2 separate regions of the Homo sapiens genome follow, and region 2 is linked to region 1. Evidence: read pairs that join two places in POLR2A ChIA-PET (ENCODE). Cell type or tissue: GM12878. All regions are shown on one strand. Links, peaks and the distances in the headings refer to the core of each region. The heading gives the core; the rest is flanking DNA.

Region 1 (5,367 bases), core at 233-5,232:
TCTCTGAGTTTGGCCTCCACAACACAATCGTGATGTCACTATGGGAAAGAGCCCCTCAAGCACTTGGTAGGACATTGAGGCGTGCATTGAGGGCGCCAGGATGTGCGGGGACTCTGGGGTGAGGATGACATATTCGTATTCTGACTCCATTCCTTGCCAGCTCTGTGACCTTGGGCAAGTTCTTTAGCTCTCTGGACCTCAGTTTTCTTGTTAGTTAAAAGGGGATAAGAGTAGGTTAATTTTGGATTCTTTTGAGAACCAAGATACAGAAGGAGTGCTGGACAGTGCCTGGTACTTAGAAGGAGTTCAGTGTTTCCCCCACTGTCCCCCGCCTTTCACGTAGCATTACTCCAAAACACTTTTCCATGTTTCCCTATTATCTTCCTTTTGGTCATTTTAGTTGCCACATGAGAGTGTGTCTAGTGGATCTGCTGTAATTTGGCAAAGCATTTTCCGTGTTATTGGACATTTCAGTAGTTTCTAGATTTCTGCAATTATAAACAATGTGAATGGAATCGTCTTTATATAGGCGCTTTATTTTTGTTCCTATTCTGAATTTGTTTTCTTGGGATAATTCCCAGGAATGGAATTACTGGATCAAAGAGCATGGAGATGGAGTGTGTGTGTGTGTGTGTGTGTGTGTGTGTGTGTGTGTGTGTTAAGACTTGCCAAACTGTTCTCCCATTTTTTTTTTTTTGAGGCGGAGTATCGCTCTGTTGCCCAGACTAGAGTGCAGTGGTGTGATCTCAGTTCACTGCAGCCTGCACCTTCCAGATTCAAGTGATCCTTCTGTCTCACCCTCCTGAGTAGCTGGGATTACAGGTGCACACCACCATGCCCAGCTAAGTTTTGTTTTTGTTTGTGTTTTTTTTTTTTTTTTTTTGAGACAGACTCTCGCTCTGTGGCCCAGGCTGGAGTGCAGTGGTGCGATCTCGGCTCACTGCAACCTCTGCTTCCCGGGTTCAAGCAATTCTCCTGCCTCAGCCTCCTGAGTAGCTGGGATTACACGTGCCCGCCACCACGCCCAGCTAATTTTTATATTTTTAGTAGAGACAGGGTTTCACCATGTTGGTCAGGCTGATCTCAAACCCCTGACCTCGTGATCCACCCACCTCGGCCTCCCAAAGTGCTGGGATTACAGGTGTGAGCCACTGCGCCAGGCCTAAGTTTTGTATTTTTAGTAGAGACAGGGTTTCACCATATTGGCCAGGCTGATCTCAAATTCCTGACCTCAGGTGATCTGCCCACCACAGCCTCCCAAAGTACTGGGAGTACAGGCGTGAGCCACCACACCTAGCCCCTCCATTTAACTCCTGTTGAATGATAGCTGTTTTAAAAATTGTACTCCTGGGTAAGTATCTCATATTTTTTACAATTCTTTCTGACCTTTGTACCTTTCTTCTTCTCTCCTTTATTCTCCCCATTTTTTGACCTTGTTAGATATTCCTTATCTTGAATTTGCTATTTCTCTCTTCTGTGCATTCATTCAGTGACTTTTTTTTTTTTAAATTTCAGACAGAGACTCACCCTGTCCCCCAGGCTGGAGTGCAGTGGCACAATCTTGGGTCACTGCAACCTCTGCCTCCCGGGTTCAAGCGATTCTTGTGCCTCAGCCTCCTGAGTAGCTGGGAGCACAGGCACGCACACTACACCCAGCTAATTATTGTACTTTTAGTAAAGACAGGTTTTGCCATGTTGGCCAGGCTGGTCTCAAACTCCTGGCCTCAAGTGATCTCCCTACCTTGGCCTCCCAAAGTGCTGTAAAGGCGTGAGCCACCGTGCCGGGCCCACTCCAGTGACGATTTATTGAGCATCTGCTCAATATCAGGTTTGTTTTAGGCACTGTTTTAGGCACTGAGGAAGGAGCAAGGAAGAAAATAGAGGGCTTCCTTCAGTGGAAAGAGAAAGATAATACACATGCCAAACAGACAGACGTGCTCTCAGAAGAAAACTGGAAGTGGGTTAGAGAGAGGTGGGGGTATGGAAGAGGTGACTTCTTTAGATGGGGTGATCGGGAAAGGCCTTCCCAGAGAGGGTGACTTTTGAGCTGAGTCTTGAAAGATGAGAAGGCCACTGTAGCCTGGAGGAGTGTTCCCGGCAGAGGGACTGGCTTGTGCAAGAGCCCTGAGGCAGAATCGAGCTTGGTGTGGTCAAGGGCCAGGAGGAGGCTGGTGTGCCTGGAACACAGTGTCAGGGGAGGATGGTTGGCCTTGGGGTCAAGGAGGTAAGCAGGGGCATGGGGCTGTTTTTTCAGTGCTGGGCCGCAGGAGAGAATTAATGCACCAACTCAGCAAACAGGTGTCCTCCTACTTCCCCCTCCGCCCTCCTGGCCGGGTTTCGTGCCAGGCACTGTTCTGGAATATAAGAGTGAATGAGAGATGTATTGTGCTCCAGAAAGCCAGCTTAGTGGGGGAGTTTGTGGATGAGTAAACTCATAGAAGGTGCTGGTGAGGTGTGAATGAAGGCTCATCAGGCCGCGCAGCTGACTCATCTCTGTACTGAGGTGTGTAGGGACTTGGGAAATGTGTCTTGATTTGCACGGAACTGTGCTCTGTGCTGTCAGCCTTCACCGTGGTAACTGAAACTCAGTTCTCTGATGTAAAGCCTGGCAGTCCCGGCCTGCTTGGGGGCACCTGGACCCCTGCCAGGGAAGGGGTCCTCAGACTTGAGGTTGCCAGCTCAGATGTGGGGCTGCTGATACTAGGTATGAGTGTCTAGGCTCCCAGTTATGGGAAACAAGACCAAGAGACAGCCATGGGAAACCCCCTTCTTACTGAGCTGCCTGCCCTGACCCTTTCTCCCCTGACTGCGGACTCTGATTTGTGGCTCTGGTTGGGAATGTAGATTTGGGGACATTGTGCTCCTCATGGGTTTCTTCCCGTAGGATGGGGCAAAGAAGGGGTTATGAGATTGAGCAGATGCTTCTGGGAGTCTAGAGTGTACTCACATAGCGAGGTGTGGACCTCATGAGAGTGCCTGGAAATAGCCTGGTGGAAGATGTTGGCACCATTTCGTTTGGAGGAGGCTGAATGACTCATAAGCCCCGGGGGGCTCTGATGTCATTGAATTAGGGGCCTCCTTTGACCAGGGTTAACCAGCACCTTGGGTTCCTTGCATGTAAGCTTGTTGCTATTAAATAAATGGGAAGTGGGCTGGGCCCCGTGGCTCATGCCTGTAATCCCAGCACTTTGGGAGGCCGAGGTGGGCCGATTACCTGAGGTCAGGTGACCAGCCTGGCCAACATGGTCAAACCCCGTCTCTACTAAAAGTACAAAAATTAGCCGGGCATGGCGGTGGGTGCCTGTAATCCCAGCTACTCAGGAGGCTGAGGCAGGAGAATTGCTTGAACCTGGGAGACGGAGGTTGCAGTGAGCTGAGATCATGTCACTGCACTCTAGCCTAGGCAACAGAGCGAGACTCCATCTCAAAATGAAAATAAAAAAAAAATGGAATGGAAGGCCAGAATCCTGGGAATGTATCAGTAATAACTCAGGGCCCTATCCCTTCCTCCCACAGTTATGGCTAATGTGAAGTGGACCTGCCCAGGTTTTTTGAGACAGGGTCTCGCAGTGTTTCCTAGGCTGGAGTTCCATGGCACCATCATGGCTCACTGCAGCCTCTGTCTACCTCTCTGGCTCACCTTCAGCCTCCCAGATAGCTGGGACCACAGGTGTATGCCACCATGCCCAGCTAGTACCCAGGTTTAAGGCAGCAAGATTCTGACAGCAGTTCTCTCAGTTAATTTCTCAGTAATGATAACTTTATGAGCCCATGTAGGTGATGAAATAAGGCCCAAAGTCACACAGTAACTGGTGGAGCTGAATTGTCTGAATTTCCATTTGTGTTCATTTCATTGCCCTCTTTAGAAATTTGCTTGATCTTGGGTCTTGTTCAGGGCAGAAAGAGATAATACAAGGCTTTGGTGATGCTTAGCATTTTAGAAGAAGTAATGCTGGGTGGAAATGGATTTGGCAGTCTCGTTTTTCGCATCATTGGAATGGGAGTCCCTCACAGTTGGAGACAGGATGAAGTAACAGAGCGTGGGGATCTGGATTAACAGGTGGCCATTCGCAGAAAGGAGGCTGCAAAGCAAGAGGTGGGGGCTTCTGGCTGAGCAGGAAGGTGGGAGAGGGGCATCCTTGTGAGGAGCAGCCTGTAGGGCTGGGGTTTGGGCAGCAGGCAGGCAGAGGACTTTATCTGATCACCTCAAATAATTTTGCCTCTGCTTGGAAGGGTTCTAGCTACAAAGGCAACATAGCAGGTAGTGCTTGGGTGTGATGGTGATAGGCACAGCGGTATTTTAAATACTGGTGGTACATTTTAGGAGAAAGAAGGTGACGAGTCCCTGGGGAGAGTCCCTGTGGTGGCCATGACTCACCGTGGCACAGGGGACAGAACAGAACAAGGAAGAATCCATCAACGAATGGAAACTTGTCTTTTTAGGGGACAGGAAGCTTTTTTTGTGTGGTTGGCCTGGTGGCTTATGAGGAGAGGTGAACATTTGAGACAAAACCCCAGGCCACTCTTCCAGCTGCATCTTTGACAATTTTGAGAGTTTTAGGAAGTAGTTAAAAAAAGAAAAAGAGAAACCAAAAGCCAAAGACCTCGTTTACTCACAATACCTGTGTACAGCCAGCCATGTGGGCTGCGATCGGCCATGTGTCTAGAGGAAACTCCTTCACTTGCATCCCTCCCTCCTAGACCCCTAAACCAGAGGGGGCTTTTGACTATTCTTAGAAGAAGACTTAGGCGGCCTCAAATGACCAGACCTTGTCTCAAGCATCTAACAGCTTAGGCCAAACTTCCTCTCTGGCCCTGTTTGGTTTAAGCAGTTTCCTGGTCTGGCAGGATTTGTTATCTTAGCACCCAGCTTGTCAAAGCCGTAGTGCTACTTGTTATAGCAAACAGGCCCCTGTCACCCTGTGGCTGCAAGCCAGGCAATGCTTATGTTCCAAAAGTCAGACCTGCTGTTCTTACTATAAAGCTCTGCTGGACCATGGGTGGCTTCTATCTTTGGATGTAAGGATGGGAGGATGAGCAGCACCTCATGCTGTGTAAGAGCACAGGTTCTGGTGGTTGACAGCCTGGATTCAGGCTGCACTGCCTTTCTGGCTAGCTGTGTGTCTTTGGGCAAGTTGCTTACCCTTTCTGAGCAATAGTTTCCTCATCTGTGAAATGGGGATTATAATGGGGTCGTTTTTCATAGTAAGTAAGATGAGCCATGGAAAAGCACAATGCCTTGTGCAGAATGAGAATATTTTTATATTATAATATTACTATTTATTTTATCGACAAGTGTTTAATTAGCACCCATTAGGGACTGGGCACTATTCTTAGCTCTGGGGAAAATAGCAGTGAACAAAATGG
Region 2 (5,367 bases), core at 100-5,099, 75 kb after region 1:
TTCTGGGAGATAGCAGCTGCCAGGACACCAGACCTGCCAGTAGCTGGGTCGTGCTGCACTGCATGTCTTCCCTTTTCCTTGTCTCAGGCACAGCTAGCCAGGTTTATGGGTTATCTGGGTGCAAAGAAGAATCACTTCAAGTTCTGCACAGTTCTACCCATGGGCCTGCTTTGGGCTGTCTAGCGGGGATCTCTACCGGCCTTTAAAAAAAGAAACCGCTTGCTCCTCTTCTAGGGAAGCTGTCCTGGCTTTTGAGATGTTCAGACCCCTGTCTCATCACTTGCCCAGTTGGTGTTTGTTTTTCGCTGCCATTTGATAAACTTTGTGTGCCTGTCTGGCACAATGTATTGTGTTTGTGTGTTCATCCTTTCAACAAAGGTTTTAAAATAGCAAACCAGGCCAGGTGTGGTGGCTCATGCCTTTAATCCCAGCACTTTGGGAAGCTAACACAAGAGGATCACTTGAGCCTAGGAGTTAGAGACCAGCCTGGGCAGCATGGCAAGACCCCATCTCTATTATGAAAAAAGAGAAAAAGCAGCCCATGTGCTGGGTGCTGTGCTGGCTCCTGAGGTCTGCTGGTGACCAAGAACACCAGCTGGACCCCCACCTCCCAGAGTTTCCAGCCTGAAGAGGGAAGCAGACAAGCGTGAAAAATCAGAACTGCGATATGTGATCTGGGCAGGGGGCTGGAGGGCTTGAGGAAGGCTTCCTGGAGGAAGTGGTGTCTGAGCTGATCCTTGTAGGCGGAGAGTCACTGGGAAGAGCTTGCTTAGCAGGGGACCGAGTGCCTCAAAGCTGAAAAGGGCAGGCAGGTTGTGGGGAGGCTGGACTGGGGAAGGCCCAAACGCTGGCTCAGGCTAAGGCCAGGTGGGCTAATCTCAATGTTGGCCTGTGGTGGCGAAAGTCTTGTGCAAATGGCATATGTTAGGAATCACTCCCAGAGGCAGGACCCTTGAAGGCCATGTGCCAGTGACAGAAGGGCTCTAGTGCTGCTGCTTTTAGTGCCAGCAGCCTGACCTCTCCAGTTAATGTGGAAAAGAGTGGTTTTGAGTTTGCACAGCTGTTTGATTTATAGTCCTGTCTCTGGTCAGCCCTTTGAAGTGGTGGTTTCAGAGCCGCGTGGAATGGAGGGAAGGGCTGGCTGTGAGAAACATGGGGATAAGAACCACACATTTTCTTCCTCTGGCACTCCTGAGCATATGTTTTATGCCAGGTGCTGTAGTAGGAACTGGGGATATGAGGGAAATACGGTCCCTGCACTGATGTGTAATTATAGGGAGATCTAACCTAGTCTTTTGGAGGTCTCCATGCTGTAGTTGAATATGAGCTAGGTGTCATCGTTCCTGTTTACAGGTGGGTGAACTGAGACTCAGAAAAATTAATTATCTTCCTTGGGGCAGTGCAGCCTAGTATATGGTGGATTTGAACCCAGATGTGTTCAACTCAGAAGCCTGGGAGCTCGTGTCTATTGGGGGAGACTGAGGCAGAAGCTGTTAACTGTAGTATGATAGTAACTCCATGATCAGGGCTCTGAAAGAGTCACACACAACACACCAGGAAGGGGAGAGGCGGACTCTGACTTGGCCTGGGTAGGAAACTCCAGCAGGTATTGGAGGAATAGCTGCTGGGTGAGTGCGTGCCTGGTGGGCAGGGCCAGGGGCTATGGAACGGAGCTGGGGGGCTGGGGGAAGTTGGAGCCCTGGTTTTGGAATTTGCCTCTGGTCTCACTGGGCGGGATGGATCAGAGTGGGGTAAGCCAGGATAGGGCACATGAGTGCATCCTCTTAGACCTGTAGGATAAAAGCTCACTCGTGTGTCTACGGTTGTGAGCTTCATGCTCTGTAGGTGCTCCCCAGGGCTTAGGTTCCATAATAGGACAGCAAGTAGACTCAGAGTCCTGAACCTCAGCAGTGTGTTTGATTAGCAGGGTCTGCTCTGGGCACCTGAGGGGCATGGGGTGCAGGAATGTCAGGGGATCAGCCTCTGGGTCTGTGGTTTCATCAGACATAAAAACTGTACAGTTGAGAGTGTGGAATTATTTTGATTCTGACTCAGCGCTCCCTCTCCAGCAGCTGTCTGCACTTGCCACTGAGCCCCTAGTACCCTGAAGGGAGCAGGGGCCATGGGAGAGGGGTAAGTAACCCCAAGGGGGTTGAATCTGGCTCTGTCAGATTGTTGGTGAGCCTGGGGCCAAACTAGTTTTCTGGGGGAAATTTCAAAAACGCTGATGTGGTAGCAGTGGTTTCATTATTATGGGTCTCATTTCATGCTCACATCTCTCTAGCCACAGGAGTTCTTGACCTGGCGTCTGTGGATAGAATTCAGGGGGTCCATCGATGAACGTAGATGGGGAAGAAAATTGCACTTTTATTTTCATTAACCTTAACTGGAATTTAGCATGTCATTCCACTTGATTGTAGGCAATGAGGCACAGTTATCTTAACAAACACCTGTGACTCGGTCACCAGTAGGAATCACAGTTGTGGAGCTATCTGAAAAAGCAGTTTCCACTTGTCACAACTTTAAAGTTATGGCAGTTATTAGATGCACTGTTGGATGTTTAATACTTTAATAAAGAAGCTTTTATGACTCTATCACAGGTTTTTTTTGTTTTGTTTTGTTTTGTTTTTGAGACAGAGTCTTGCTCTGTCACCCAGGCTGAAGTGCAGTCAGACAAGGGATACTCAGCCTGTATCTCAATATATTTTTCTTTTTTTTCTTTTTATTTGAGACGATCACTAAGGCTGGCAGGCTGGGGTGCAGTGGCATGATCTTGGCTTCCTGCAACCTCTGCCTCCTGGGTTCAAGTGATTCTCCTGCCTCAGCCTCCCGAGTAGCTGGGATTACCGGCGTGTGCCACCATGCCTGGCTAATTTTTGTATTTTTAGTAGAGGCAGCATTTCACCATATTGACCAGGCTGGTCTCGAACCTCTGATTTTAAGTGATCCACCTGCCTTGGCGTCCCAAAGTGCTGGGATTACAGGCGTGAGCCACCATGACTGGCTGTCTATCACAGTTTTCAGTAATTTGATAAATGTGTTTAAATAGAATTGATTTCCTTTATAATTCGAAGTGTGTCGTTTTATACATTTCAAAGTATTGTTCTGTCCAGGTGCGATGGCTCACGCCTGTAATCCCAGGACTTTGAGAGGCTGAGGTGGGAGGATTGCTTGAGCCCAGGAGTTCAAGACCAGCCTAGGCAACATAGTGAGACCCCATCTCAAAAAAAAAAAAAAAAGATAAAGATAAAAAAAGAAATAAATGAAAGTATTGTTCTTTGAAAGAGATCATGGGCCTCCCTAGATTTCTAAAAGGGTCTATGGCCCCAAACTGGTTATAAGCTTTTATTCTAATTGAAAATTTGGAGCCTTTCTAGATATTTGAAATTAAAAATTATTAATTCATCATTTTTTTCTTCGTAAAATATTGTGACTCTGTTAACAAGAGTCCTTGCTCTTTAGAAAAATGTGCTAAGGTCCCGGTGCAGTGGTCCTAAGTGTTTTGTTTTATACTCAGATCAAGTGATCTGCCCACCTTAGCCTCCGAAAGTGCTGGCTCATGCCTGTAATCCCAACACTTTGGGAGGCAGAAGTGGGCAGATCATCTGAGGTCAGAAGTTGGAGACCAGCCTGTCCAACATGGCGAAAACCCGTCTCTACTAAAAATACAAAAATTAGCCCTTTATGGTGGCATGCGCCTATACTTCCAACTACTTGGGAAGCTGAGGCACAAGAATCACTTAAACCCAGGAGGCGGAGGTTGCAGTGAGCCAAGATCGTGCCACTGCACCCCAGCCTGCCAGCCTTGGTGACCATCTCAAAAAAAAAAAAAGAAAAATATAGTGAGATACAGGCTGAGTATCCCTTGTTTGAAATGCTTGAGGTCCAAAGTGTTTTGGATTTTGGATTTTTTAGAATTCTGGAATATTTGTATTATACTTAATGGCTAAGCATCCCAAACCCAAAAGTTCAAAATCCAAAATGCTCCAGTGAGCATTTCTTTGGAGCATCATGTCAGTGCTCAAAATGTTTTAGATTTTGGAGAGGTTCAGCTTCTGGGTCTTTGGAAGCGTTTCGGATTTTGGGTTTTTGGATTCGAAATGCACAACCTATATTTACAGATGAAAGGAAAAGGAATGAATTAACACCACAACCATGAGGGACAGCAGGGTTGAGAAGTGTCTCCAGAAGACAGGTTCCTGTAAGAGACTGTGAAGGTGGTACTTATTTTGGGGGGACACTTGGAAGTCACCATTAGGAGGCCACCAGAGTCTTAGCAACATTTCAGGAGCTCTCCCTGGGTCCCTGGGTCACTTGGCCGTAGCCAAGCCAGGCAACTCCCTGGTCTTCTGGCAGTGAGCTCGTTTCCATCTGTCGAGCCTAACTGGCCTCTGTTGGGAATGCGAGTCCCTTATTTTTCATCAGAACTGGGCCATGCCCTCCTTGTGCTTCTCTGTATCCCGTGTTCCCCAGTCCAATGCTGGGCACCCAGCCAGAGCCCAGTGTTTGTCGGGTTTACCCAAGTCAGGCTGTCCTTGTGTAAGCTTTTCTTATTTGAAGTTTTAGCCATTTGCGAGTCTTTTGAAAGCTTTGGACAATAACTCTAGAAAATACACAGACTTGCATATCTGAAATTTGCATACATTTCAGGGTGTGGATCCCTGAAAGCCTACTGGGAATCCGAGTCCAGGACCCTGGCCAATACTGCTGCTGCTCAGTGGTCATGGCTACACTTGTGGTGCTCACCATGTGCCAAATGCGTCATTTCTTCCGTCTCTCTGAGAGTCAGCTTCTATTATCCCCATTTTTCTGGAGGACAAGATGGAGACCTTTGACAAGATGGAGACTTTTATAGGGGGTTAAGTAACTTGTCCAAGGTCACAGAGCTAGGGTGTGACTGAGCCCTTGGATCCCAACCCAGGCAGTTGGATTCTTCGCTGGAAGCATCCTAGGTGGGAGGTTACCCATTCTCCCCAAACCAGCAGGTCTTCCATATTAGCAATTACCAACTCCCTGACCCCACCCTGGCAGGAAAGCCTTCTTTTTTACCCGAGACAGGGTCTTGTTCTGTCACCCGGGCTGGAGTACGGTGGTGTGATGATGGCTCACTGCAGCCTTGACCTCCTGGGCTCAAGCGATCCTCCCACCTTAGCCTCCCAAGTAGCTAGGACTACAGGCATGCGCCACCATGCTTGGCTAATTATTGTATTTCTGGTAGAGACAGGGTTTTGCCATGTTGGCCAGGCTGGTAGGAAGGCTGCCTTTTATTTAACCCAGCTCTCTGTTCTGACCAGTGTTGCCCATGACGCTCATGTCCTGAGGTGGGCAGTGTCAGCCGCCCTGGGTAGGGCAGGGGGCTCATGGGTG

What was found. ChIA-PET counts read pairs that join two places held together with the same protein. Peaks named below come from ENCODE experiments on the same cell type or tissue, not always from the same donor. Only the 100,000 strongest peaks of a DNase experiment are listed, where the experiment ranks them.
Region 2: POLR2A ChIA-PET joins it to region 1 with 11 read pairs; 5 of 35 experiments call an interaction of 5 or more read pairs at or near these places.

What each region holds. Positions count from the first base shown.
Region 1 is chr17:27,469,377-27,474,743 of GRCh38, forward strand. The region is part of intron 1 of KSR1 (kinase suppressor of ras 1); the gene reads left to right. Among named protein-coding and RNA genes, the nearest start is that of KSR1, 16 kb to the left of the region's middle. RefSeq lists enhancers at 2,461-3,225, 3,226-3,990, 4,212-4,261, 4,282-4,611. In GM12878, for the core only: no CTCF peak of the experiment used is centred there; DNase peaks (open chromatin) are centred at 2,535, 3,005 and 4,435; H3K4me3 peaks cover 1,080 bases; H3K27ac peaks cover 4,169 bases.
Region 2 is chr17:27,545,007-27,550,373 of GRCh38, forward strand. The region is part of intron 1 of KSR1 (kinase suppressor of ras 1); the gene reads left to right. All of the region lies in intron 1 of LOC124903960 (a long non-coding RNA gene), which reads right to left. Among named protein-coding and RNA genes, the nearest start is that of LGALS9, 83 kb to the right of the region's middle. In GM12878, for the core only: no CTCF peak of the experiment used is centred there; a DNase peak (open chromatin) is centred at 2,175; H3K27ac peaks cover 85 bases.